2 separate regions of the Homo sapiens genome follow, and region 2 is linked to region 1. Evidence: chromatin loops called from intact Hi-C (ENCODE). Cell type or tissue: lower leg skin. All regions are shown on one strand. Links, peaks and the distances in the headings refer to the core of each region. The heading gives the core; the rest is flanking DNA.

Region 1 (16,997 bases), core at 5,458-13,457:
TCAGGAGGCCAAGGCAGGAAGATTGCTTGAGCCCAGGAGTTCAAGGCTGCAGTGAGGTAGTATCACACCACTGCACTTCAGCCTGGGTGACAGAGTGAGACCCTGTGTCTAAAAAAGAAAGAAAGCCCTATGGAATGTAAAATGGCACAGCCACTTTGGAAAACAGGATGGAGGTTCCTTAAAAAAATTAAACGTCGAATTACCATATGGTCCAGCCATGCTACTTCTGGATCTATAGAAGTAAAAGAATTGGAAGCAGGGACTCAAACAGATCTGTGTACACCCATGTTCATAGCAGCATTACTCACAGCAGCCAAAAGGTGGAAGGAACCCAACCACCCATCAAACATAAATGGATAAACAAAATGTGGGCTATCCATACAATGGAATCCTATCCAGCCTTAAAAAGCAAGGAAATTCTGACACATGCTAAAACACGGATGAACCTGGAGGACATTACGCTAAGTGAAATAAGCCAGTCACAAATAGAAAAAATACTGTATGATTCCATTTACGTGAGGTAACTAGAGGAGCCAAATTCACAGAGATAGAAAGCAGAATGGTGGTTACCAGGGGCTGGAGGGGAAGGAGGAATGGGAGTGTTCATGTTTAATGGGTAGAGGGTTTCGGTTTTACAAGTTGGAAAAGTTCTGGAGATAGATGGTAGCGATGGCTACACAACAATGTCATTGTGTTTAATGTCACTAAACTGTATACCTAAAAATTATTAAAATGGTAAGTTTTAGTCTATGTATATTTTATCATTATTTAATAAAGCTTTTAAAAAGAAGCAAAGAAAGCCCCACAGAAGACATGCTGAACTCAAAACTTTCCTTTCAGAAGCCATGGCTGCCCCGAAGCCCTCAAATCATGCCAAGGGCACAGCTGGGTTTTGCTTTCCTTCCCCTCTGCCTTATTTTTCTCCCTCCTCACTCTTGCTGCTGGGGGTTGCACCCCACAATAAAACATTAGCACATAAATTTGACCACAGGCTGTGTTTCCAGGGGAACCTAGGATAAAGTACTTACCTTTGCAAAGCCAGCACAATACCTAGCAAAAATAAGTGCTAGGGAATATTTGTTGGATGGATGGATTGGATGGATGGATGGATTGGATGGATGGATGGAGGGATGGATGGATGGATGGATGGATGGATGGATGGATGGATGGATGGATGGGCTTTGCTAGTAGAATGCAGTAAGGAACTCTCTCTTGATTAGAGAAGCAAATGTAGATACCTACATATTCAAGCTCAAAACACTGGTCCACACAGTCAGGAAAACACTGTCCCGCATAGGCTGCCCCATTCTCCCACATACCAGAAACTCCCATCAGGCACTCCCCTGACCTGTCTATAGCTCTGTCTCTTCCAGATCAAGACTTCTGTGAATGAGCCAAGGCTGTGTTTGTAGAGGTGGAAAAGAGATTGCTGACGAATGGAAGACAACTCTGCAGTGGACAGAAACCCTCCTGGAAAATGACGTCGGAGCAAACACACGTGTTTTGTGCACCAAATGCTGCCCTGAGCACTGTGTGGGTAAACTCTCCTAGTCCTCACAGCACCCCTATTACAAATGAGGAAACTGAGACAGAGGTGAAGTTGCCTCCTCAAAGTCACCCAGCCAGTAAGAAGCTGAGACAGGGTTCGAACTCATGGCCACCTGCTCCAACAGGGTGCTCCCACCACCATTCTTGTGGACAGTGGAGGCAATTTTGTTCTTTGTCAGCCTGATCTAGTGATCCTGGTTATCCCACCATCCCAGTCAGGGCAGCCTTTGAGTAAGCTGGGCTTCCCCTCTCCTGGGTGGCCTTCACAAATCCCTGTAACATTTGGCTTGACAGAGGAGATCCACCCCAAACATCTACTCAGGAGAGAGACCTGAACGACTCCTTTCTCTCTGCTGGGATCTGTAGGAAGGGGAAGGATGGAGGAGAGGCTCCAGTCTGGGTGGAGATTTCTGAGCCCCCTCTTGCAAAGGCTTCTCCGTTATCTGAATGGAAGGCCTCTGGGGATTTTTCCTCAGGTGGAGGAAAGTGGAGAAGACAGGGCAAGGAGTGAGGAAGAGAGGCCAAGAGCACGAGGTGGCTTCACCCCTTCCCTGCCAGGCCCGATGTGAGGAGACCCGAGAGGACTTTGCCCCCACATACACTTGGCTGGCTCCTTCTTGTCATTCAGGTGACAATTCAAATATCACCTCCCCCAGGAAGCCTTCCTTTATCACAGTCTAAAGCAACCCCTCACGCCATCCTGCCCAGGACCATCAGTCATTGTCTACATGGCACTTAACACTCTTGTACGTTGGCTTCCTATTTGTTTGCGTGTTTCTGGTCTGCCTCCTGGAACTATAATGCATGTGCCATGAGACGAGGGACTCCATGCTTAGCTGTGTCCAGCACCTCCACCGTGCCCAGCACACTGTGAGTGCTTGGGAAATATTTGCAAAATGAATGACTGGGAATGTCAACAAGCACTTGCTAAGTCTCAGGCAAAAGAAACCAACCATAAAACAATCTTCTAAATGTAATGGATGATACAAAGGGGGAAGATCAGATAAATGTGTTCTGTTTGCTATTTCTAGTTGATGCTGAATTTTTTTTCTACTTTGCATAAACTCAGGAGATGGACACAAGAGACTACCTTCTGATCAGGTAGATCAGAAACAGACTGGATTATGCAGTTGAACAAGTTGTGCCACCCACGCTGCAGTCTTGAAGAAGGGCACTCCCTGGAGTTGTGCAGTGCACAACCTGTGCTCTGGAGCAGGCAGCCCTGATAACTGTGTGTGAAAGAGAAAGACAACAGGAAAGGAAAGAAAGAGATATTTTGGTTTGTAGAAGGAAGGATTGGAACAGACCTAGGTAACCATCTACTTTAACTGCTCTCCTCATTTTTTTCCAAATTAAAAAATTACAATAAGCTGGGCATGATGGCTCACGCCTGTAATCCCAGCACTTTGGGAGGCCAAGGTGGGCGGATCACTAGGTCAAGAGATCGAGACCAGCCTGGCCAACATGGTGAAACCCCATCTCTACTAAAAATACAAAAATTAGCTGGGTGTGGTGGCATGCGCCTGTAATTCCAGCTACTTGGGAAGCTGAGCCAGGAGAATCGCTTGAACCTGGGAGGCAGAGGTTGCAGTGAGCTGAGATCATGCCACTGTACTCCAGCCTGGGCAACAGATCGAGACTCCATCTCAAAAAAAAAAAAAAAAAAAAACAGTAAAATGCATATAATAAAATTTACCAATTTAACTATTTAGGTATACAGTTCAGTGGTATTGAACACACTCATAATGTGCATCCGTCACCACTATCTCCACAATTCTTTACATTTGCAAAACTGAAACTCTATCCCCACTAAACAAAAACTCCCCTCTCCTCCTTCCCCCAGGCCCCAGCTACCACCAGTCTACCTTCTGTCTCTCTGAATTTGACTATTCTGGTTACCATCCACAAGTGAAATCATACAGTATTTGTCTCTCTGGGACTGGTTTACTTCATTTGGCATCATGTCCTCCAGGTTCCTCCGTGTCGTAGCATGTGCCAGAGTTTCCTTCCTTGTCAAGGCCGAATAATATCCCACTGTATGTATTCTCCCTCTCATTTTACAAGTGAGAAAAATGAGACCCGGAGATGTGAAACAACTTCACAGAGCAAAAAAGAAACAAAGCCAGCCAGAGCTCCACAAAGTGCTAATAACATCAACACCTTCGTGTCTCTGATTAGTTTGTCACCTTGTAGTGGTAAAGAAGACCTTTCACTCCATGTGTTTCCAGGACCCTGGTCCAAAGTTGTGGTTGAAAACTTACACTGCTCAAAGGCGGCAACCAGGTCTCCAACTGAGTAAACTACAAAAGGTCAGAGACAGTACCTGTCTCATTCACCACCGAAGCCCCTGCCCCCGGGGGACCCAAGCTCAAGGGTGGTATGCAGTAGGCACTCAGATAATGACAGCAAACCTTTCCTCAGCCCTTCCTACCTGCCAAGTGCTGTTTTAAGCACGTTACCACTTTATATCCAGTATTAACTCATTGAATCCTCTCAGCGCCCTTATGAAGCAAGTTTTAGTGACATCTCCATGGGGAAACTGAGGCACAGAGTGGTTACGTAGCTCATGCACGATACACAGCAGTAATGAATAAACAAGTAAACAAATGAACCTGTTATGTTGTCATTGAGACCTTCTAAAATATCCCCCCCAGGACCTCAGAGTCTCGTCCCTCCCATGGCTGAGGAGCTGCCTAGCGCTGTTAACAGCGCTCATAGTTTGGGGAGGAGCCTTGATAGAGTCTCAAGATGAGGAGCGCAGCAGGCCTGCGGAGGAAGTGTATTTTGTTTGCTATTCTGGAGGCGCTAAGTGGGAAGGTGGCAGGGCCCTGTCCACACACTCACACACACACCGTGTCTCAGCTGACAGGAAGAGGAAATGCCTTGCATTTTCCAGCCCCTTGTCCCCAGGCCAAACCTAAATGCCAGCCTAAAAATACAGCCTGGAAGCAGAGCTGTGATAACAGCTCTCTCCTGTCTCTGTCACCACCTCCCCTTCCCTTACCCCCTCAGGTTTATTTTCGAATGAGGACACCGCATAGAAGTAACTTGATGCTGGTGAAACCTGAGTGCTTTCCTTTCATGTCTCCTTCCATTCAGGTTTCTGGAGGGGAAGAGAAGGAAAGGAGGGAAGCATGGCTGCCTTTGTCCAGGAGGAAAGCAAAGGGGATGGGGTGGACAGCAGTACAAACAGGCCCTTTCGGCCTGATTTAGTGACCTGGTTGGCAATGAGAATTTGTCATGCTGAGTGCCATGCCAGGCACGGTGTAGAGAGCTGGAGTCAAATATACCATCCCTGTCCCCAAGGCACTTTCACGCTCAACAGGGCTTGCACCAAAACACTGGAAAGAAGAGCGCAATGCCCTGGGGCAAACATTGGGGTCCTCCAACCAGTTATAAAAGGTCACCCCTGCCAGGGCCAATAAAAGCCAAGGAGGAGTAAATGCTTGAAAACTTCCCTGCTACCCATTACTGGAAACAAGGCAAGGATGTCCACTTTTGCCATTCCTACTTAACATTGCACTGGGGTTGCAGCCAGTGTAATAAGGCAAGAAAAAGAAATTTAAAACATCCAGATTTGAAAGGAAGAAGTAAACTGTCTTTATTTGCAGATAACATAAATGTCTACATAGAAAATCCTATAGGTGCCTGTAATCCCAGCTACTTGGGAGGCTGAGGCAGGAGGCAGAGGTTGCAGTGAGCTGAGACTGCCCCACTGCACACCAGCCTGGGCAACAAGAATGAAACTTTGTCTCAAAGAAAAAAAAAAGAAAATCATATAAAACTTACAAAAAAGGTACTAGAATTAATAAGTGAGTAGGAAGATTATAGAATTTAAGATCATTATACAAAAATCAATTGTATTTCGAATATACTAGCAACCAAGAATCAGAAATTGAAATTTAAAATACTACCATAGGCTGGGCTTGGTGGCTCATGCCTGTAATCCCAGCACTTTGGGAGGCCAAGGTGGGTGGATCACCTGAGGTCAGGAGTTCAAGATCAGCCTGGCCAACATGGTGAAACAAAGTCTCTATTAAAAATACAAAAAATTAGCCAGGCATGATGATGGGCACCTGTAATCCCAGCTACTTGGGAGGCTGAGGCAGGAGAATCTTTCGAACCCGGGAGGTGGAGGTTCTAGTGAGTCGAGATGGCACCATTGCGCTCCAGCCTGGGCAACAAGAGCAAAACTCTGTCTCAAATAAAATAAAATAAAATAAAATAAAATAAAATAAAATAAAATACTACCATTTACAATAGAATGAAAAAATATGAAATACTTAGGGATAAATCTGGCAAAAGATGTGTAAGACCTTACACTGAGAACTACAAAGCACTGCTGAGTGAAATTATAAAGCTAAATAAATTGAGAGATATACTGTGTTCTTGGATTGGAAGACAATATTATAAGACAATATTTCCACCGAATTGATATATAGAATCAATAAAATCCCCATTAAATCAATAAAATCCCCGTTAAAATCCCAGTAGGGTTTTTGTAGACATTGACAAACTGATTCTAAAGTTATATGGAAATACAAAGGATGTAGAACAGCCAAAACAACTTTGAAAAAGAACAATATTGAAAGACTTACTCTATGTGATTGTATGACTTATTAAAAACTATAGTAATCAAGACAATAGGGTATTGGTATGAAGATAGACAATAGATCAATAGTGGACATTTAGTCTGGAACGAGAGATAGGGGTCATTCTTACAGAGTCAGAAGGCAGCCCAGGTACACAGTCCAATCACCAGGTAAGCACCAGCGGACAGGTCCATCTTAGTAAAGGCTATGGCCAAACATCCACCCACAGAGAAGGAGATCTGTACCTGGGAGAAAGTAATAGAGTCTAAAAGTAGACCCACTTGTATGTGATCAACTGATTTTTGACAGAGGTGCCGGGTAATGCGTAAAAGATAATCTTTTCAACAAATGGTGCTGGAACAATTAGACAATTAGATACCCACATGCAAAAATAAATAAATAAATAGGAACTTGAATTCATAAATAACTTAGATTCATAACTTGCACCATATATAAAAGTTAGCTCAAAAGAACATAGACCTAAATGTAAGAGCTAAATTTACAAAATTAGAAGAAAACATAGGAGGAACCCTAGTGACTTGGATTTGGAAAAGGTTTTATAAATGTAATGCAAAAAGCACAAACTATTAAAAATAAATACATTGGGCTTCAAAATTTTAAAAGTTTGCTCTTCAAAAATATATGCTTATGAAAATGAAATGGCAAACCACACACTGGGAAAAATATTTGCAACAAATTTATCCAGCAAAGGCCTTATATCTAGACTATATATAAAGAATTCTTACAACTCAATCAAACAGCAAACAACCCCATTTTTAATTATTTATTTATTTATTTTAATTTTTTTTTTTTTGAGATGAAGTCTCTCTCTGTCGCCCAAACTGGAGTGCAAAGGTATGATCTCAGCTCACTGCAACCTCCACCTCCCGGGTTCAAGTGATTCTCCCGCCTCAGCCTCCCGGGTAGCTGGGATTACAGGCACCAGCCATCATGCCCAGCTAATTTTTGTATTTTTGGAGAGACAGAGTTTCATCATGATGGCCAGGCTGGTCTTGAACTCCTGACCTCAGGTGATCCATCTGCCTCAGCCTTCCAAAGTGCTGGGATTACAGTTGTGAGCCACTGCGCCTGGCCGAACCCAATTTTTTAAGTGGGCAAAATATTTGAACTGACATTTCACCAAAGAAGATATGTGGATAACAAATAAGCATGTGAAAAGATGCTCAATACCATTAGTCATTAGGAAAATGCAAATTGAACACCCACTAGAGTGGCTAAAAATAGCTTAAAAAGACTAACTTTAGTGAGTGTTGGCCAGCACATGGAGCAACTGGAACTCACACACGCTGCTGCAGAGAATGTAAGATGACATTCCATTACAGAAAACAGTTTAACAACTTCTTTCCACCCAAGAAAAATGAAAGCATTTGCCCATGTGTGCATGAATGCTCATAGCAGCTTTCTTTGTAATAGCCAAAAACTGGGAACAACTCAAACGTCCATCAGCAGATGAATGGAAATACAAATTGTGGTCCTTCCACACAATGGAACACCACTCAGTGATAAAGAGCCATGAACTGCTGACACACACAGTAATGTGGATGGCCACCAAATTAATTAGGCAGAATAAAAGAAATTGGACCCAAGAAAGTATACACTGTATGCATCCATTAATAGAACATTCTAGAAAAATTCAAATTCATCTATAGTGACAGAAAGCAGATCAACTTTTGAGGGTGATAAGGATGTTCACTGTCTTGATTGTGGTGATCGTTTCACAATGTATACATATGTCAACATTTTTTATTAAGTTGAACACTTTAAATATAGGCAATTCATGCTCTATCAGTTATACCTCGATAAAGCTATTTTTAAAGTGTTTTTTTAAAAAGATAAGGGCGAGGTGCAGTGGCTCATGCCTGTAATCCCAGCAATTTGAGAGACCCAGGTGGGAAGATTGCTTGAGCCCAGGAGTTCAAGACCAGCCTGGGCAACATGGTGAAGCCCCATTTCTACGAAATAGTACAAAAATTAACGGGTGTGGAAGTGCGTATCTGTGGTCCCAGCTACTCAGGTGGCTGAGGTGGGAGGATCAATTGAGCCTGGAAGGTCGAGGCTGCAGTGAGCCGTGATTGTGCCACTGTACTCTAGCCTGGGCAACAAACAAGACCCTGTCTCCAAGTAAATAAATAAAGGGAAGAATAGGCCTAGGCAAGGATTCTAAACTAATTTTTGGTTATGGTCCTTTGAGAATCTGATGGAAAACCACATAAAATTGGACACACACAAATCCCACACAATTCCAGGTGGGTTTGTGGACCCTCAGTGGCCTGCGGCGCCCACCCTCAGGCCCCAGGTTTCACGCCCCTGGTCTACAGTAGCATCAATGACCACACGTGTTCACATGCTGACTCTCCACCCTAAAATAATGCTGGACCCCTTCCCCTCGGTATAGCTCACCCTCCCCTGGGCCAAGAACATGCATTTATGACAAAGTTGATAGATATTACAGTAAGACACTGCACCCTGAGAGAGAGCCACAGGGTGGGCCCACCATGGAGTCAAGCCCAGAGGGCTGGCCATTGGTGCACTGCGTGCTGACCCCTGAACTACGGGCCCATAGCATCATGAAAGCTCAGAGCAGCCATCCTGGGGGAGCTGGAGGAAACAGGGACATGTTCTGCTTTCTCGGTCTTCTTCTTCTGCCTTGGTCTCCCAGACACGGGCCTCCTTCACTGTGGCCAGAGGCTTGGCCATAGCCTTTAGTGAGCCGGACCTACCTGCTGGTGCTTACCTGGTGATTGGACTCTGGATGCAGTCTGATCCCTGACTTTGTAAGAATGCCCGTTGGTCCTAGCCCCAGACTGAATTCTAACTCTCATCACCACTGCTCCTAACACTGACCCCACATTGACTCAAGTGCGTTACAAACCACAAGGGAGTCCAGATCAGGAACTGTGGGTGCTCAGAGCAGCTGAGCCTTCTTGGAGACACAGAACAAAAGCTGTGTTTTCAATCCTGTTGCCTCGAAGCCTGAGCCAGTGCAGGTGGATCGGTGCTGACGGTGATGATAACGAGAAGGAAAAGGTGAAACGGGCAGAAAGAGCCTCAGTGTGATTTGGCTGCGTGAGCAAATCCGTCCCACCCTTCAGAGTCTCAACCTGCGATCCTTCGTCTAAACTGGATTTTGGCTCTGCAGACCCTGAAATAGGAAGACAAAGAAGAGACACAGAACAGCCCTCCCTGCCCTCCCCTGATTTACCCCATTCTACCTGAGTCCCTGGGGAGAAATGCTCAAACCCAAACCTCCCAGCAGAGGGCGCCCTGTGCCTTCTAACTCGGCACAGTGGCGGTTTCCTGGGTGCCAGGAGGGGAGTCCTTGGTTCCCAGGTGCCCAGCCAGGCCGAATGGCAGGAGGAGGGAGCTTCTGGCCAAACCGCTCCTGAGACTCCCCTCCTGGTCCCTCCTGAGTTGTCAACTGTCTGTGCCTTGTGGTGGATGGTGTCGGTGGGTTCAGAGATGCCTTTGGCTGGGACCGTGCAGGGAGGATGCTCTCTCTCTATCCCCTCAAAGTTCCCTAGTGGTTAGTGGGCACCCACCCACAAAAACACTGTAGGGCTCTGGCTGCCCCAGCCTGCCCCATGCCTAAGGAACTAGCTTCCTGCCCTCCAACAGGGTCTAATCTGAGAATCCTGGACCACATAAAAACGCACACCTGTTGGGGTGAGGGACGGTGCCAGCTCAGTGGCTCTATCCTAGCTGCCCATCACAGTCACCTGAAAAGCTCTGTAAACACACCAGTACCTGGTTCGCTCTCCACCAATAAGCAGAGATTCTGGAGGTAGGGCCCAGGAGAAGTATTTTTCTCAGGTCCCAGGGCTGAGAACCAAGGGACAGAGGCTCTGCCGGATGGCTCAGCCCTTGTGCTCCAAGTGTGGCCCCAGGACACAGCATCGCCTGGGAGCTTGTTAGAAATGCGGGGTCTTGGGCCCCACCTCACGCCTCCTCACCCGGGAGCTGCAGCTTCACAAGATCTCCAGGTGATTCACGGCACATAAAAGTTTGGGAAGTGCTGACTCCTGACACCAAGAGGTTGATTTTGTGATTGGGCTGTGGGAAGCAGACCAAAAATAGTTGCCACATGGCACGTGAACAAGTGTTAGCAGAACAGAGAGAGCTGCAGGACATTTAAAAATGGGAGCCCTCTGAGTGCCGGAGTATTCAGAAGGCTTCTTGGTGGAGGCAGAATTTCAGCAGCCTTGAAGTCAGGTCAGTGAAGAGGGTGAGGAGATATTTCAGGAGGGGTCATGGCTCAGTGAGGGCCCCGGGGAGGAAAGCACATGGCGCATCGGGACACAGCGAAGAGGCAGCCTGGGGGAGAAGGACCTCCTTAGAGAGCAGGCAGAAGTCCACCTGGACAGGGAGTTTGGAGCCAGCCAAGGGGACCCGTGACTGTTGGGCAGAGGAGTTAGAGTTTTCTCTGTAGGCAAAGGGGAGCAATTGAAGATTCTTGAGCAGCAAAATAGCCTGTAAATAAGAGCTTTGAAAAATATACCAGAAAAAAAATGGGAGGAGAGATGGAACAGAATGGCCCGCTTTCCCCATAGTCCCAGACAGGGTGATTAATAAAGAAAACAAGAAAAGGAATAGCTACATTTTTCTGGTGCTTACTATATTCCCAGCATGATTCCAAGTGCTTGCTTTGGTTACAAGTAGAGTTGACGTTCAGCCGGTGCACACCAGCAAGCTTCTGGGTGGCATCTTAACTGAGGGGTCAGAGTCTCCAAAGCCCCTATTGTGAAACATGTTGAATGTCATCCCTGGTTAAATCTAGGCCTCTGTCCAACAGACCACGTGCAACCCCCAGCACAGTCAAGTAGCACAACCACAAGGAGCCTTGATTTCTCCTGTGTTAAATGGAGTTAGCAGTAACTGCACCCCATGGAGTTTCAGTGAAGATTGAAGAAGGCCATTTATGTAACACGCTTAGCAAAATGTCTGGCGCAAAATGTGTGGATAAATGGAGCTATTGTCATTCGGCAGAGCCTCGTGTGAGGGAGTGATGCTGGAGACTGGAGGCTGAGTGTCTCATCTGTGCCTACTTCAGACTTCTGGACCACCTGCTTCCCTTGCAGGCTGTGGGTAAGGGCTCCATTCCCAAACCCCATCCCATCCTCTTAGCTATGGCCAAGTAGACCCAGCTCCTGGAAGACAGCGTGCTGCTTCAGGATGAAGCCTTCTCACGTCTTTCAGCTTGAACCCCCTTCCTTTGGGCTGACCCCCATTTGCCCGTGAATACCTAGTTCAGTGAACAAAAGAGAAACTGAGTCCAGGGCACAGTCCCTGAGCGCTGAGACTGGATTGGAAGCCCCTACCAACACCCTGTGGCCATTGTCCCCAGCACTACCATCACTGCCATCTTCGGTGTCCTGGCTGCCTCCCCACCATGCTGTGTAAGGACTCTTTGGGTCCCGGAATTCCCAGGCTCAGCGCTGTGGCCTGAAGGCTTGGCCCAGCAATTGGCAGGGCGCAGGCAAGCAATAATATTGAGTGAATGAATGAATGAGCATTCTCTCCTAGAGTTCCTGCATCTGGGGGAAGGTAGTGTGACTTCATGGTTGAGAGCTGTCAGACAACCTGGATTTAAATCCTGGATCTCCCATTTACTAGCTGTGTGACTTGGAGCAAGCTACTTAACCTCTCTGTGCCTCCATCTCTGCGCCTATAAGATGGGCTAATACAGTTGTGATGAATTAATTAATTAATATGCATAAAGCACTCAGCACAGGTTCTGGCAGGGGTAATCTCTCAATAAATCATACCTGGAATTATCATTATGGTGATTATCGTTAACTCTTAGCTCCCTGGGCTTGCAAACAAGCCTGGCTCTTCAGAATAGAGACATCTAGGGTGCAGGAGCCCCCACCACCCTGTCCTTGGCAGGCGGGAGAGGATTTCAGGACAGGCAGCGGCCTGGCCTGCAGGCTGGAAAGGTGTGCTGGGAGGATTCCTCCAGCTGCTTCCTCCCTGTACCCCTCTAACCCAAACTTCCTCTGGGAGTGGATTGAGCTGCAAGGTGACTTCCTTTGCCTGTGATCCTAAGTCCCTCACCTCATTGCATCTGGGACAGAGCCCCGGACTCCATGACCCCCACCTCATTTCCAAAAAGATTAGACCAAGCAGGTTCCCCCACACTTTCCCTTCTTCCCCAACCTCTCCCACCAAGTCATAGGTCAGCATCCCCCAAAATGTGCTCTTTAAGACACAAGTCCTGAGGGGAGCTCCCCAGTCAAGTGCTTCATGTCACAGTTGTTTTTTTGTTTGTTTGTTTGTTTGTTTTGAGACGGAGTCTTGCTCTGTCGCCCAGGCTAGAGTGCAGTGGCGCGATCTCAGCTTACTGCCAGCTCCGCCTCCCGGGTTCATGCCATTCTCCTGCCTCAGCCTTCTGAGTAGCTGGGACTACAGGCGCCCGCCACCACGCCCCGCTAATTTTTTGTATTTTTAATAGAGACAGGGTTTCACCATGTTGGCCAGGATGGTCTCGATCTCCTGACCTCGTGATCCGCCCGCCTTGGCCTCTCAAAGTGCTGGGATTACAGGTGTGAGCCACTGCGACTGGCCCATGTCACAGTTTTATGCTGCAGCCCTAGTGCTTCCTAATGCACATTTGTTACTAAAGGCCCTGACAAGTCCTGCAGCATACAACATTGTTTCTCTCTTGTATCAGCTTCCTAGGGCTGCCATAACATATTACCACAAATGTGATGGCCTAAAAACAACAGAAATTTATCTCTCACCATTCTGGAGGCCACAGATCTGAAATCAAGGAATGGGTAGGACTGTCCTTCCTCAAAAGGCCCTAGAGGAGAATCCTCCCTTGTCTCTTCCAGCTCCTGATGGCTCCAGGCATCTTTTGGTTTGGGGCTGCATGACTCCAGTCTCTGCCTCACTCCTTACGTGCCCCTCTACCCTGCAGGTCTCCCTCACCTTTTACTCATCATTGGATTGGGGCCCGCCCTAAATCCAGGGTAATCTCATCTTGAGACCCTGGATTACATCTGCCGAGTACACTCTTTCCAAATAAGGTCACTTTCACAAGTTCCTGGGGTTAAGACATGGACATACCTTTTGGGGAGCACCATTCAACTCACGACACCTCTGTTCAAGCTAGAGTTTTCCAAACTTTGGTTATGGAATTGTCTCTGACTTTTTAATAAATGTTTATTAATTTATAAGACACGGCCAGGCATGGTGGCTCACACTTGTAATGCCAGCACTTTGGGAGGCTGAGGCGGGCAGATCACGAGATCAGGAGATTGAGACTATCCTGGCCAACACAGTGAAACTCCGTCTCTACTAAAAATACAAAAAAAATTTAGCCAGGCACGATGGCAGGCACCTGTAATCCCAGCTACTCGGGAGGCTGAGGCAGGAGAATCGCTTGAACCCAGGCAGCAGAGGTTGCAGTGAGCCACACTGCACTCCAGAGCCTGGGCGACAGAGTGAGACTCCGTCTCAAAAAAAAAAAAAAAAAAAAAAAGCACACATTTATAAGACATAGTTTGGGAAGCACTTGTCACACATCTGGGAGCACTGGAAGCTACAACCTGGATCGTCCTATCTAGTTACTGCTCCTTGTCTAACATCACCCAGGGAGTCACTGGCAGGGTCCAGGCTGGGACTCTGAAGTCCTGACAACCAGAACACTGCCCCTACTGCCATGCTAATTCCTGAAAGGTCACAGCACTCCTAGGCCCCAGACAAGCTGCCCGTGGCCCATCTGACCCGACAGTCCCAAGACCCACCAACAATGGTCCTCTCTGAGAAGGACGCCAGCCAGGGCCATCCACACACCAGGACAGCTGCCGGCTGAGCATCAGGGAGACCTGGAAAATAAATGATGAGATGGGCTGGGGGCCTGGCTCCCGGGGCTGGAGATTGATGCGGCCACAGCCAAAGCGACATAATGGGCCTTGCGGGCCAGCCGGGCGGGAGATAAAAGGCAAGGGACATAAATAACCCAGGAAAGAAAGGGCGAAAAGCCGGCCCACAGGAATAAATCCCTGGTCCCTGACAGGCTCAGTGTGGGAGTCAGGGCAGTGTCTCTGGGCAGGGGTGGGTGAGAGGGTAGGGGGGCTGCGTGATGGGCTGCCAACCGCCCTCCGCTGCCCTCCCAGGGCTCTTGGTCACACTTGCCCCCACACACCACACTCATGGGGGCAGTAGGGGACGGGATAAAGCCCAGACAGGAAGTCGCCCTCTCTGCCTCAGTTTCCTCCTTGGTAAAATGAGGTGAGGTGCTAGGTCAGTGTTTCTTCAGAGGGGCTTAAGGACCACCTGCATCAACATGACCTGGGAAGCTTGTTTAACATGTGAATTCCTGGGTCCCTCACAGATTTATAAAATAAGAACTTCTGAGGGAGGGTCTAGGACCAGCCCAGCTAACAAGCTTCCCAGGTGGGAAACCTGCTGGAACAGATGAACCCTAATATCCCTGCCATCATATGGATTGGATGGATGGTTGGTTGGATGGATGGATGGATGGATGGATGGATGGATGGATGGATGGATGGATGGATGGATGATGGATGGATGAATGGATGTCTGGTTGAAGAGATGGATGGATGGATGGATGGATGGATAAAGAGATGAGTGGACAGAGAGATGGACAGGCAGAGAGGTAGACGGGCAGATAGGCAAATTGTCAATATGTGGTTAAGTGAATAGATGAATGGATAATAGATGTTTGCTACCATTTATTAACTTCCTATGTGTTAACTTCCTATGTGTTTGCTACCATTTATTAACTTCCTATGTGTGCTTCCTATGTGTTAGGCTGAATGCTTTGCTTGTGTTTATCTACTATAATTCAATTTTTACTCTAATACTCCAAATTCGCAGAAGATTAAACTGACTCAGAAGTTCCATGACCCACCTAGGGTGAGTGCAGCGCCAAAATTCAGCCCAGTCCTGTGCTATCCAGAGCCAGTGCCCCTGACCACCACAGTGTGCTATGCAAGACAGAAGGGACACCGGGACATCCTCCAGTCAATGAGCATGACCAGTGTGTTGTCTTTATGACCCTGACATCTCTTAAGGTAGAATCTGACCCCAAAATTCCCCATCCCATCCCCACTTGGCCCTTACTGTCTCTGTGCCCAGGGGTCTGGGTGAGAGCAAGAAGAGCTTGCAGTCCTCCCAGCTGGAGGCAGTAGGCACTCATTTTTCCTGGTGGCTCATGCACTCCTCCTGTTCTTTTTAGGTGTTCCCAAACCTTCCTACTTCCCCAGTTCTCCAGGGAGCCAGCACTCCTCTAATGTCCCCCACACCACCCCAGCCTTTTGCTCTCCCCTCTGGTGAGGGCCCCACCTGCCTCCCAAGGACCATGGGGAAGACTGGGCCAAGGGTCCCTGAGAAAGGAATTTTGCTGCATTGAGGACTGGGGTCAGGGTGGGGGCTGAACCTGGCCTCTGGACATGATTTTTCAGGAGATTCAAAGAGGAAGGCTCTGCTCAATGGGGCCTGCTGCAGAAGAAAATGGAAACCAGATGTGTGTGCCGTGGGGGGAAAATCTACTCAAGACGGGGGCATTAGCACCTCATTCCCACTATTCTCAGCCATGGCTTCGGATCACTGGAGGGGAGAAGGGCAGGGGGCCTCCCAGCTGCCTTTTTCACTCAGAAGAGAAGAGAGGGGAAGAGAACCTTCCAGATCAGTAGAAAGCTCCAAGCCCTCTGGGAATTCTGGGCTGAACAGACAGAACAAAACAGGAGTTGTGCTGGTCAGGGCCAAGACACGGAGGCCCAAGGCATGAAATTGCTGAGACAAGATCACATAGCATGGCCATTTCGGCAAGATGCGGCCAGTCCTTTGTTCTCCCCCTGGAGTTCCGCCATTGTCATTCCTTCCAAGCAAAACTCCCCTCCCAACCCTTGGTGAATATGAAGCTGCTCCTGGGAAGAGCACAATGTTAAGTCATTTCCAGCCATCCCACTGTGACAGCAAATTAGGTGGTCACAGATCTCTAATTTTAAAGTGGAGAATGATCTCCCATAATCTAGCCTAGTGGTTCTCAATCCTGGCTGCATATTCAAACCACCTGGGGTAGATAGGGAGTGGGGCATTAAAAAAGAAAACACACAGGTGTCCCGGTGCAAGCACAGAGTCTGCTTCAATTGATTGGGGTGGGGCCAGACAATATCTTAAAGCATTCCAAGTGACTCTGTGGTGCAGCTCCACCCAGCCTCTCTCAAGTGCCCCTTTAGCCCTGCTGCTTACAGCCTCTGGCCCCGCAGCATGGGCAACACCTGGGAGCCTCTTAGGAAAGCAGAATCTCAGGCCCCACACTAGACCTCCCAAATCAGAATCTGCACCTGAGTAAGACCTCCAGGTGATTCCCATGCACGTTTAAGTTTGAAAAGTACTGACTTTCCAAGGAAATACTGACCTTGGTTCCCACCTTATCCCGCAGGCCTCTGGACAGAGCAAGCTTCATATTATCTCTCTTCCTTTACCACCCCAACAATCTCCCCCACTGTTCCACCTCCCCGCAAATCCTTTTCAACTGCAGAGGCCGCTTGTCTGCTGGTGGGAAGAAGCAGAGCATGTTTGTACCGGGAGCCCTCTGTCTGCCCAGCCCAGGAGGTCCCAGACCTCTCCCTTCAGAGAGAGCATGTGAGTGATTTACTGCCACAGAAACTGGGACGGAGGGGTGGGGGTGCCAGGGATAGGGCATGGGCTGGCAGCCAGCCTGACCAAACACTACACAGAGGCCACCACTGGGACCCTCGAGAAGTCACACAGCTTCAAACATGCATTAACCATACGCAGAGAAGGATGGGCTGTTTTGTTTTCCTCTTTTAACAAGCGAGGCTTGTTCCAGAGACTGGGACCATA
Region 2 (10,927 bases), core at 2,928-10,927, 200 kb after region 1:
GCTTTTACTACCAGGCTTGGGGTGGAGACCCCAGCATCCAGACTTTGGCCCCTGTGGGAGGGAGCCTGCTACTCTTGGGCTGGCTTTCTTTGGCTCTTTGAGTTCCCTTTTGTTTAATTACTGGGTTTTGGGGGCAATTTTTTGAGAGTTGGAGCAGAAAAAGGATTAAAAGGGAAAGGCAAATAACAAACAAACAAAACAAAATGGTGCCCAGACCATTCAAAGGAAAAAGGACAGTCTTTTAAATAAATGGTGAGAAAACTGGATATCCACATGCAAAGAACAATTACTTTACCCCATATACAAAAATTGGATATACACAAAACTCAAAATGGACCAAAGACCTAAATGTAAGAGCTAAAACTATAAAACTCTTAGAAGAAAACACAGGGGAAAATCTTCCTGACATTGGATTTGGTGATGGTTTCTGGGATATGACATCAAAAGTACAGGTGACAAAAAAAATAGATAAATTGGACTTCATCAAAATTTAAAACTTTTGTGTATCAAAGGACACTATCAAGCAAATGAAAAGACAACCTGCAGAATGGGAGAAAATATTTGCCAATCATATATCTCAGCGGTCCCCAACCTTTTTGGCACCAGGGACCAGTTTCATGGAAGATAATTTTTCCATGAATGGGGGTTGGATGGAAGGGGATGGTTTCGGAATGAAACAGGCATTAGGGTCTCATAAGGAGCATGCAGCCTAGTTCCCTTGAATGCACAGTTCACAATAGGGTTTGCATTCCTATAAGAATCAAATGCCACCACTGATCTGACAGGAGGCAGAGCTCAGGTGGAAATGCTTGCTCACCCGCTGCTCACCTCCTGCTGTGCAGCCTGGTTCCTAATAGACCATGGACCAGTACCTGTCTGTAGCCTGGGGGTCAGAGACTCCTGATATATCTGATAAGTGATTGATATCTAGAATATATAAAGCATTCCTACAATAAAAAAAAAAAGCAATCTGGTTCAAAAATGGATAAAAGACTTAAATTGACCTTCTTTTTTTTTTTTTTTTTTTTTTTTTGAGACAAGGTCTTGCTCTGTTGCCCAGGCTGGAGTGCAGTTGTGGGATCATGCCACTGCGCTCACTGCTCACTGCAGCCTTGACCTCCCCAGGCTCAAGTGATCCTCCTACCTCAGCCTCCCCAGTAGCTGGGATGACAGGCATTGCCACCACACCCAGCTAATTTTTTTTGTATTTTTAGTAGAGACAGGGTTTTGCCATTTGTCCAGCTGGTTTCAAACTCCTAGGTTCAAATGATTTGCTCACCTCAGCCTCTCAAAGTGCTGGGATTATAGGTGTGAACCACCATGTCTGGCCCCAAATTAACTTTTCTTCAAAGAAGATATACAAATGGCCAATAAGCACATGAAAAGATGCTCAACATCACAAGTCCTTAGAGAAATGCAAATCAAAACTAGGACATACCACTTCACACCCATTAGGTTGGCTGTTGTATCAGGGTTCTCTAGAGAAATAGAACCAATGTCATATAGAGAGATATACAATAAAGGAGATCTATTACAGGAATCGGTTAATGTCATTATGGAGGCCAAGAAGTCCCCAGTCTGCCATCTGCAAGCTGAAGAACCAGAAAGCTGGTGATGTAATTCAGTCTGAGTCTGAAGGCCTGAGAAGCAGGGAGCTAATGTTGTAAGTCCTGCTCTAAGTCTAAAAGGCCAAGAGATAGGAGCACCGATGTCCAGGTGCAGAAAAAGATGATGTCTCAGCTCAAGCAGGAAAAATGAATTTGCCCTTCCTCTGCTTTTTTTCTTTTATTTTTAATTGTATTTATTTTATATATTTATTTATTTATTCATTTTTGATACAAAGTCTTGCTCTGTCACCCAGGCCAGAGTGCACTGGTGTGATCTTGGCTCACTGCAACCACGCCTGGCTAATTTTTGTATTTTTAGTAGAGACAGGGTTTCTGGCCATGTTGGCCAGGCTGGTCTCAAACTCCTGACCTCAAGCGATCTGCCCGCCTCAGCCTCCGAAAGTGCTGGGACTACAGGTGTGCACCACCACACCTGGCTAATTTTTGTATTTTTAGTAGAGACAGGGTTTCGCCATGTTGGCCAGGCTGGTCTTAAGCTCCTGACCTCACATGATCTGCCTGCCTCAGCCTCCCAAAGTGCTGGGATTACAGGCGTGAGCCACCACACCTGGCCTCCTCTGCCTTTTTGTTTTATTCAGGCACTCAAAGAATTGGAGGATGCCTGCCCACGCTGGGGAAGGAGATCTTCTTTACTCAGTCTACTGATTCAAATGCTAATCTCTTCTGCAACACACTCACAGACACACTCAGAAATAATGTTTTACCAGCTATCTGGGCAGCCCTCAGCCCAGTCAGGTTGACACATGAAATTACCTATCACAGCTATTGTCCAAAAAAAAAAAAAAAAGGAAAATAACAGGTGTTGGCAAGGGTGTGGAGAAACTGGAATTCTTAGGCATTGTGGGTACAAATGTAAAACAGTGCAACCACTATGGAAAACAGCTCAGCAGTTCTTCAAAAAGCTAAATGTAGAATTACCATATGACCAGCAACTCCACTTCTAGATGTATACTCCCAAAAAGAACCAAAAACAGAAACTCAAACAGATATTTGTAAATCAACATTCATGGCAACATTGTTCATAATGGCCAAAATGTAGAAATAACCCAAATGTCCATCAATAGATAAATGGATAAACATAATGTGGTATATGCATACAATGGATTTTTTTGTTTGTTTGTTTTTGAGACAAGGTCTTGCTCTGTCGCCCAGGCAGGAATGCAATGATGCAATCTCGGCTCACTACAACCTCCACCTCCCAGGTTCAAGTGATCCTCCCACCTCAGCCTCCCGAGTAGCTAGGACTACAGGCATATGCCACCACGCCTGCTAATTTTTGTATTTTTTGTAGAGATGGGGTCCCCTATGTTGCCCAGGCCAGTCTCAAACTCCTGGACTCAAGCGACCTGCTTCTGCCTCTGAAAGTGCTGAGATTACAGGTGTGAGCCACCAACCCAGCCAGAAATATTCCTCAGCCATAAAAAGTAACAAAATTCTGACACAAATGCTATAACATGGGTGAATCTTGAAATCACTATGCTAAGTGAAATAAGCCAGGCATAAAAGGACAAATATTGTGTGATTCCATTCTTGTGTGGAGCCTAGAAAAGGCAAATTCATAGAGACAGAAAATAGAATAGAGGTTACAAGGACTGAGGGAGGGGGAAGTGGGGATGTATGGCTGAATGGGTGAAGAGTTTCTGTTTAGGATGAAGAAAACATTCTGGAAATGTATAGGGGCAATGGTTGCACTACATGGTGAATATATTTAATGGCACTGGACTGTACACTTAAAAATGGTTAAAATGGGGCTGGGCACAGTGGCTCATGCCTATAATCCCAGCACTTTGGGAGGCCAAAGCGGGCAGATCACCTGAGTTCGGGACTTCAAGACCAGCCTGGCCAACATGGAGAAACCCCATCTCTACTAAAAATACAAAATTAGCCGGGTGTGGTGGCACACGCCTGTAATCCCAGCTACTCGGGAGGCTGAGGCAGGAGAATTGATTGAACCCGGGAGGCAGAGGTTGCGGTGAGCCGAGATCACGCCATTGCACTCTAGCCTGGGCAACAAGAGCAAAACTCTCAAAAAAAAAATGGTTACAATGGTAAATTTTATGTTATGTATTAATATATTTAGCACAATAAAAAAAATTCACCAAAAAGTAGAGAAAGCTACTGAGAATAACATACATTTCCATCTATGGATATCCCTAATGAACAAATATTTACATTTGAACATTTTTGTTTCTGATTTTTAAAGAAAATAAATAAAGCTGTACAAAGTCAAATATCATTTGATCCACAGGCGCATTTCCTTTTCCCTTTACAGAGTCTCATGAATTTGATATATCTCTTTCTAGTTTTTATTTTTTACTTTTCTTCTTATAGACATCCATAAGCAATATATTATTTTTTTTGAGACAGGGTCTCCCCTCTGTCACCTAGGCTGGAGTACAATAGTGCAATCACTGCTCACTGCAGCCTCGACTTCCTGGGCTCAGAAGATCCTCCCACCTCAACCTCCCAAGAACATGGGACTACAGGAGCACCCCACCACGGCCAGATAGTTTTTTTATTATTATTATTTGTAGAGACAGGGTCTCCCATTGCCCAGGCTGGGCTTAAACTCCTGGGCTCAAGCAATCCACCTGTCTCAGCCTCCCAAAGTGCTGGGATTACAGGCCTGGGCCACCGCGCCCAGCCCTACGTATCACTATGCAACTAGCTTTTCTCCTCAGCATTGTGTTCTTGAGCATGGATACATGGAACTTTAGTTCCTTCATTTAAATAGCTGTATACTATTCCACGCAGAAGCATACCACAGTCCTCCCATTTTTCACTATTATAAACAGTGCTGCAACAGACACCCTCGTGACCGTCTCTTAGAGCACCTATGTGACTGTCTCTAGGGCTCATCTGTGGGCAGTGAGTGGGCCACAGGCAGTTGAGTTTCTAATCCCCTAAGCCCAGGGCCTGGGTGCCTCCTCCCTTTACCCAGGAAACTCATAGATACCATGTTTCTCTATAAGCATTGAAGACATTGGGAAGGACTGCCACAGGAGTTGCACATTGTTAATTTTACTGAGTTCTTTTACTTTTTAAAATCAAGAGTTTATGGCCGGGTGCGGTGGCTCACGCCTGTAATCCCAGCACTTTAGGAGGCCAAGGCAGGCAAATCACGAGGTCAGGAGTTCGAGACCAGCCTGGCCAATATGTTGAAACCTCATCTCTACCAAAAATACAAAAATTATCTGGGCATGGTGGTGTGCGCCTGTAGTCCCAGCTACTCAGGAGGCTGAGGCAGAAGGATCGCTTGAACCCACGAGGTGGAGATTGCAGTGAGCAGAGATCACATCACTGCACTCCACCTTAGTGACAGAGCGAGATTCTGTCTCAAGAAAAAGAAAAAAAATCAAGAGTTTACTTCTTTAATAACTTCTATTTATTCCTGTTTCCTTTACTCTGGGGTGGCGGGGGTGTTGGTAGAGGGAGGGCATGGCAGGCACTCGGGTGAGACACCCGTGACCCTTGTCCTTGTGTGTTCTCAGTGATGCTCTGTCCATAACCTTTTCCTTTGCATTCTTTGCACATTTCTCCATCTGGCCCTTTGATATCTTGCATTTGATTTTTACATTTTCAGATCTGCTATTCATTGCGTTCAATGCAAATTGAAGTCAGTTACTGTATTTTTTGTTTATCACTGTCTCCTACCACGGATTGTCCTTATCTAATAGAAGTATTCTCTGTACCCTACATACAGCCTGAAGTACACATATTCTGTCTTTGCCAATGCAATGTAGAACTGAGGAAGGGTGTACTCTGAGTTGTGTGTCCAGTCAACAAAGATTTATTGAGCACCTACTATGTGTCTTGGGAGGTGCAGGAGCTACAGTGATCGTAAGACGCAATCCTCGCCCTCTTGTTCTCCTTTCCCTGTAGCTACCCCCTTTCCCATGGGCCCAGTTTTCCTCCTGGTGGCTCCTCTAATGGAGAGTTATTTCCACAGGGCATTGGATGCATGGGTTGCCCTGGCTCCCACGCAGGCCCCTCAAACCCTGGCAGAGCCCTCCTCACAGAGCCAAGGCAGGGATATTGGGGCGTGTGGTGCCAGCCGGGTCCTGGCCAGGGTAACATTCTCCACAGGCCCGTTCCCCTCCGGGTGTGAGTCCTTCTGATCCCCCAGGCACCATGGACCAGGAGCCTCTGGGTGTCTCTGCTGCTCTGTGGTGGAACCTGTGTCCTGCTCTCACTGCCCACTCTCTATCCAGGTGGCTCCTCTCATGGGAGTTGGTTTCTGAGACCCACTTTTGCTGCCAGCAAGGCCCAGATGATGCTGAGGGGCCCTCCACCGACTTGCCCAGAGGTTCCCCAGTGGAGCCCTTGTCAGCCTCAGGAGGGCAGCTAAGGCCAGTCATAAAAACCTCCTTCAGGGGGCCGAGCCCCCGGCAGCTCCTTGCTGATGGTGTTGGTCTGGGCCCCTGCTAGAAGCTGCTCCAAGAACTGCCTCAAGCGCAGGCTTAGCTTCTCAAGTTGATGTGGATATTTTCTATTTGTGTGATTTCTCTGGGTTTTTCCACTGGATATTGGGGCTGGGGGCAGCCCTGGCATGGTGACTTTGGCAGATGGAGGAGAAGACACAGGAGCAGCGAGAGGAAGGGAGAGCGCAGCCACCAGCGAGGTGACAGGTGACATCAAAGGGCACCCGTACACCTGGCACAGCCACTCCCTGAGCCATTACACCTGGAAAGCCTTAGATGCCCCTTCTGGAGAGGAGAAGGCAGAGGTCAGAGAGGGACAAAGGTTTGGCCACAGCCTATAAGGAGTCCAACATGCTGAGCCTGGCCCTCTGGGGCTCACACATGGGATCCAGTGAGCCCACTGAGTCCTGGGGGCCCAGACAGTGCAGGGGCCACAGCTCCAGGCCATTTCCATTCCCTGGGTTGGCACCTGCTTAGTGAGCACCCCTTATGTCCCAGGCACCACAACCTCATCTCTCAGGAGACAGCAGAGCAGAAAGCAGATCACCATCCCACCCCTCAGTGGGGGAGACTGACCATACAAAAACGAATCAGTGAAATGGATACCCTCAGTGATTGCAGTTTATTATCATGACCTGTTACTATATAGCCTGTTCAGTGCAAGGGCAAGTGCTGGGGGAGGGGTGGGTGCTGAGCCCTCGCAGGGGCTAAGAACTTTCCATGCATGATCCCATGTCCTCCTCACAGAGACCCGGCCAAGTGGGGATCATCCTCTTGCTTTTGCAGATGAAGAACCTGCCCTCCAGAGCCCTAGTACTCCCACTTCTCATTCTGGCATCTAAGTCATGGCCACCCTCCCCAGCCTCAGTCCAGGCCCCTCTGCAGCTGTCTAAAGACCGAGGCCTCCCTCTGGTGGCCACATGATGCCCAGGTGGAGGCACTGCTGGGGCACTTCACCTCAGATCCTATTGGTGGGGGAAGGAGGCAGCACTGGCCCTGATCCTATTCAGCTACTCAGATGCAGGCAGAGTGGTTCAAATCCTGGTTCTTCCATTTATTCCACTAACTGTATGACTTGAATAAGTCAGCTGATCTCTAAGCCCCTATGTCCTTACCTGCCAAATGCAAATCATAAAGGCCCTGCCTTTTTGCTGTGATGACTAAATGGGATGAAGAATGAAATGTGCTAAGCAAATGCCTGGTACATAGTGACCGAATGAGAGTCGATAACAGTAACCTTGGTTGCTACTCCTATCGTTAGTATCCGGCCTCAGTTTCCCAGCCTATGAAATGGGAATGGGAAAGTCTCATCTATCCGAACTTCACAAAATGATCACTCTTTTAGTCAATAATTATTTATTGAGCACCTACTACAATCAGGACCTATAGTATTTTAGGCTCCCTCACCTTGTGGTCTGCTCTTTTGGGGTAGGGGGCGGAAAGCAGACTCCTGCTGCCACCCAGGCAGGTGCCCAGGCTCTAGGGAGTGGAGAGGGTGGAGTTGCTGAGTGCTGGCTGCCAAGTAGTGGGTCAGCCGCGCCACCTAGCGACCACATGTCCCCATGTCAGCTCTGCTCATTTTCTTGCTGGGAACGTTTGTGCCTTCTGCCTGGGCTTTAGGACTGCAAATCAGGCTCCCTCCAAGGGGTCACGAGCTGTGGAAAGCCAGGACCTTGTGCCAGAGCTTGTGGCCCCATAATATTTCCAGGTGCTTCTCAGGCCCCAGGAAGGTGGCAGCCAAGGCAAGAGCTTGGAAGGAGTCAGGATCTGAGGTTGCTGGCAGGGCCTCTTGGACTGCAACTTACTAAGCTAGTCTGGCCTTTATCTTTCCTCTCCTGCAAAATGGGTGATCATAAAAGAAGTCCCTCCACACACCGAATTGAAATGAGCCTCAGAGGAGATGGGAAGGTGGGGGAGGACGTGAAAGTGGTGGGAGCTGGATCTTCCTGTGAGAGGACAGATGGAACCGTGTGAGCTACGAATGAACTGAGTCAGCCCTGGCGACCTGCTGACTAGAGCAGGGACCCAGGACTGAGGCTAGAGTGGTGGATAGGACCTCAAATTCCAGGCTGGATGAGGTCAACAAGGGATTGTGGATAGAAAAGACAGATGAGGCCCTCAAATGCTAAGAGGTTGGGAAAGCAAAATCAACAACTGAGACTCATAAGAGGGGGCCTCAGAAGTAAGAGAAAAACTAGGCAAGGTTGGTCTCTTGGAGGAAAAACAAGAAGGCATTTCAAGGAGGAGAGAATGATCAACTGGCCACATGTGGCAGACAAGCCAAGAAGCTGAGAAATGCCACAGGGACATAGGACCTAGCAATGCAGGGGTCACTGGTGATGTTGATGAGAGCAATTTGGGGCAAGTGGGACAAGAGTCTAATTAGGGAGGTCCAAGAATGATGGGAGAAGAGGAACCAGAAACAGAGAGGACAGACACTTTCAAAGCAGTTGCTATGAAGGGAAAGAGAGACAGGGCAGGGGCCGGAGAGGAGAAATCATCAGGAGGGCCTTGCTTGTCTGTATCCTTGTTTAAGATGGGAATACTAAGAGATTATTTATATGCTCATGAGAATGGTCCAGCTGGCTCTTTGAGAAGATCTTTAAAATCTATAAACCCCTAGCCAGGCTAATTAGGGAAAAGAGAAAAAAAGACAAATTGTCAATATCCAGGAATAAGAGAGATGAAATCACTACAGATTCTAGAATAATAAGGGAGTGTTATGAACAACTTTATGTCAATAAGTTTGACAGCTTAGATGAAATTATCAAATTCCTTGAAGGAAAAAACTACCAAAGCTCTCAAGAAGAAATAAGTAGTCTTATATCCATTAAAGAAATTAGATTTATAGTTTAAAATCTTCCTACAAAGAAGATTTTCCAGGTAGCTTCACTAGTGAATTTTATCAAACTTTTAAAGAAGAAATACCACCAATTCTACAAACTCTTCCAGAAAATTGAAAAGGAAGGAACAGTTCCCAGCTAATTCTATGAAGCCAGCATGACTCTGATACCAAAATGTGACAAAGATTTTACAAGAAAACAATCCTCCTAAACAAAGGTGCAAAAATCCTAAACAAAATTTCAACAAACCAAATCCAACAATATATTAAAAGGGTACTATATCATCACTGAATGGGGCTTATTCCAGGAATGCAAGGTTAATTCAGCATGTGAAAATGAATGAAATTCACCATATTCGCAAATTCTAAAATATGCAGAAAAGGCATTTGACAAAATCCAACATCTAGTCCCAACAAAAATGTTGAGTAAACTAGAAATACAAGAGAACTTAGTCAACCTGGATAAAGAATGTCCATGAAAAACCTACATCTAACATTATACTTAATGATAAAAGACTGAACACTTTCCCCCTAAGATCAGGACCAAGTCAAGGATGTCTGCTCTGACATTTGCTATACAACATTGACCAAAACGTAGTGAGAAATCCAGAAGTAAACCTACAGATACATGGACAATTGCTTTTCAACAAAGGTGCCAAGGCAATTCAGTGGAAATTCATCCCTGCTTTCAACAGGTGGTGCTGGAGCAATTGGATATGCATGTACAAAACAGATTAACTTTGATGCGTACTTTGTAGCATATTAGAAAATTAACTCAAAATGAATCCTTGACTTAAATGTAAGAGCGTTACATAATTGTAACGTAACTATAAAACTTTTAAAAGAAAATGTAGGAGAAAACCTTTGTGATCTTGGTTTAGGCAAACATTTCTTAGCTATGACACCAGAAGCATCACGCATGAAAGAAAACATTGATAAGTTGGAGTTCATCAAGTTAAAAACTCCTGCTTTTTGGAAAACACCATTAAGAGACTGAAAAGACACACCACAGACTGGGCACGGTGGCTCATGCCTGTAATCCCAGCACTTTAGGAGGCTGAGGTGGGAAGATCCTGAGCCCAGGAGTTCAAGGGCAGCCGGGGCAATGGTGTGAGACCCAATCTCTACATGAAGGAAAGAGAGAGAGAACAAGACAAGCTACAGACTGAAATTTTTCAAATCATATAACTAATCAAGGACCCGTATCCAGCATATACAAAGAGTTGTCAAAATTCAATAATACAAAAACAATCTAATTTTTTAAGAAAATATTTCAAAAGGCGCTTCAGCAAAGAAATTATGTGGATGGCAAATATGTCTACGAAAAGTACTCAACATGATTATTAAGGAAATGCAAATCAAAACCACAACAAAATACCACCACACACCCATTAGCATGACTAAGAAAAACTGGCCATACCAACTGCTGGCAAGGATGTAGGGAAACCAGAACTCTCATACACTGCTGGTGGGGATACAAAATTGTGCAACCACTTTGGAAAATAGTTTGGCAGTTTCTTAAAAAGTTAAACATATAGTTACATATAATCCAGCCATTCTACTTCTAGATATTTACCCAAGAGAAATGAAAGTATGTGTTTTTATAAAGACACATGCACAAGTATTCATAGCAGCTTTATTTGTAACAACAACAAAAAACTGGAAACAAAACGTCCATCAGTAGGTGAATGGATAAATAAACCATGGTGTATCCATACAACAGTATGCTGCTCCGCAATAAAAAGAAATGAACTTCTGATATATGCTACAAAATGAATGAATCTTAAAATGATTACTGAGTGAAAGAAGCCAGACAGAAAGAGTGCATGCTGTATGAGTCCACCTATATAACATTTTAGAAAATACCAAGTAATTTATAGAGACAGAAAGCAGAGCTCTGATTGCTTAAGCATAGGCTGTGGATGGTGGGAAGGGCTATAATAAACAGATTACAAAGGGACAAGAGGACATTTTTTAGAGTGATGGATATGTTCATTATCTTGACTGTAGTGATGGTTTCACTGACACATTTGTCA

What was found. A loop is a pair of places that touch in the nucleus more often than their neighbours do. Peaks named below come from ENCODE experiments on the same cell type or tissue, not always from the same donor. Only the 100,000 strongest peaks of a DNase experiment are listed, where the experiment ranks them.
Region 2: it touches region 1 in a loop (3.0-fold over the local background); 33 of 110 quality-filtered maps call a loop at or near these places.

Annotation. Positions count from the first base shown.
Region 1 is chr10:69,709,561-69,726,557 of GRCh38, reverse strand. No RefSeq gene overlaps it. Among named protein-coding and RNA genes, the nearest start is that of LINC02651, 34 kb to the right of the region's middle. RefSeq lists an enhancer at 16,308-16,807. In lower leg skin, for the core only: no CTCF peak of the experiment used is centred there; DNase peaks (open chromatin) are centred at 9,457, 10,107 and 10,157.
Region 2 is chr10:69,512,482-69,523,408 of GRCh38, reverse strand. It overlaps a transcript of TSPAN15 not described here and the pseudogene TMEM256P1. Among named protein-coding and RNA genes, the nearest start is that of NEUROG3, 55 kb to the left of the region's middle. RefSeq lists a silencer at 7,621-7,670. In lower leg skin, for the core only: a CTCF peak has its summit at 7,611 (motif pointing left); a DNase peak (open chromatin) is centred at 7,588.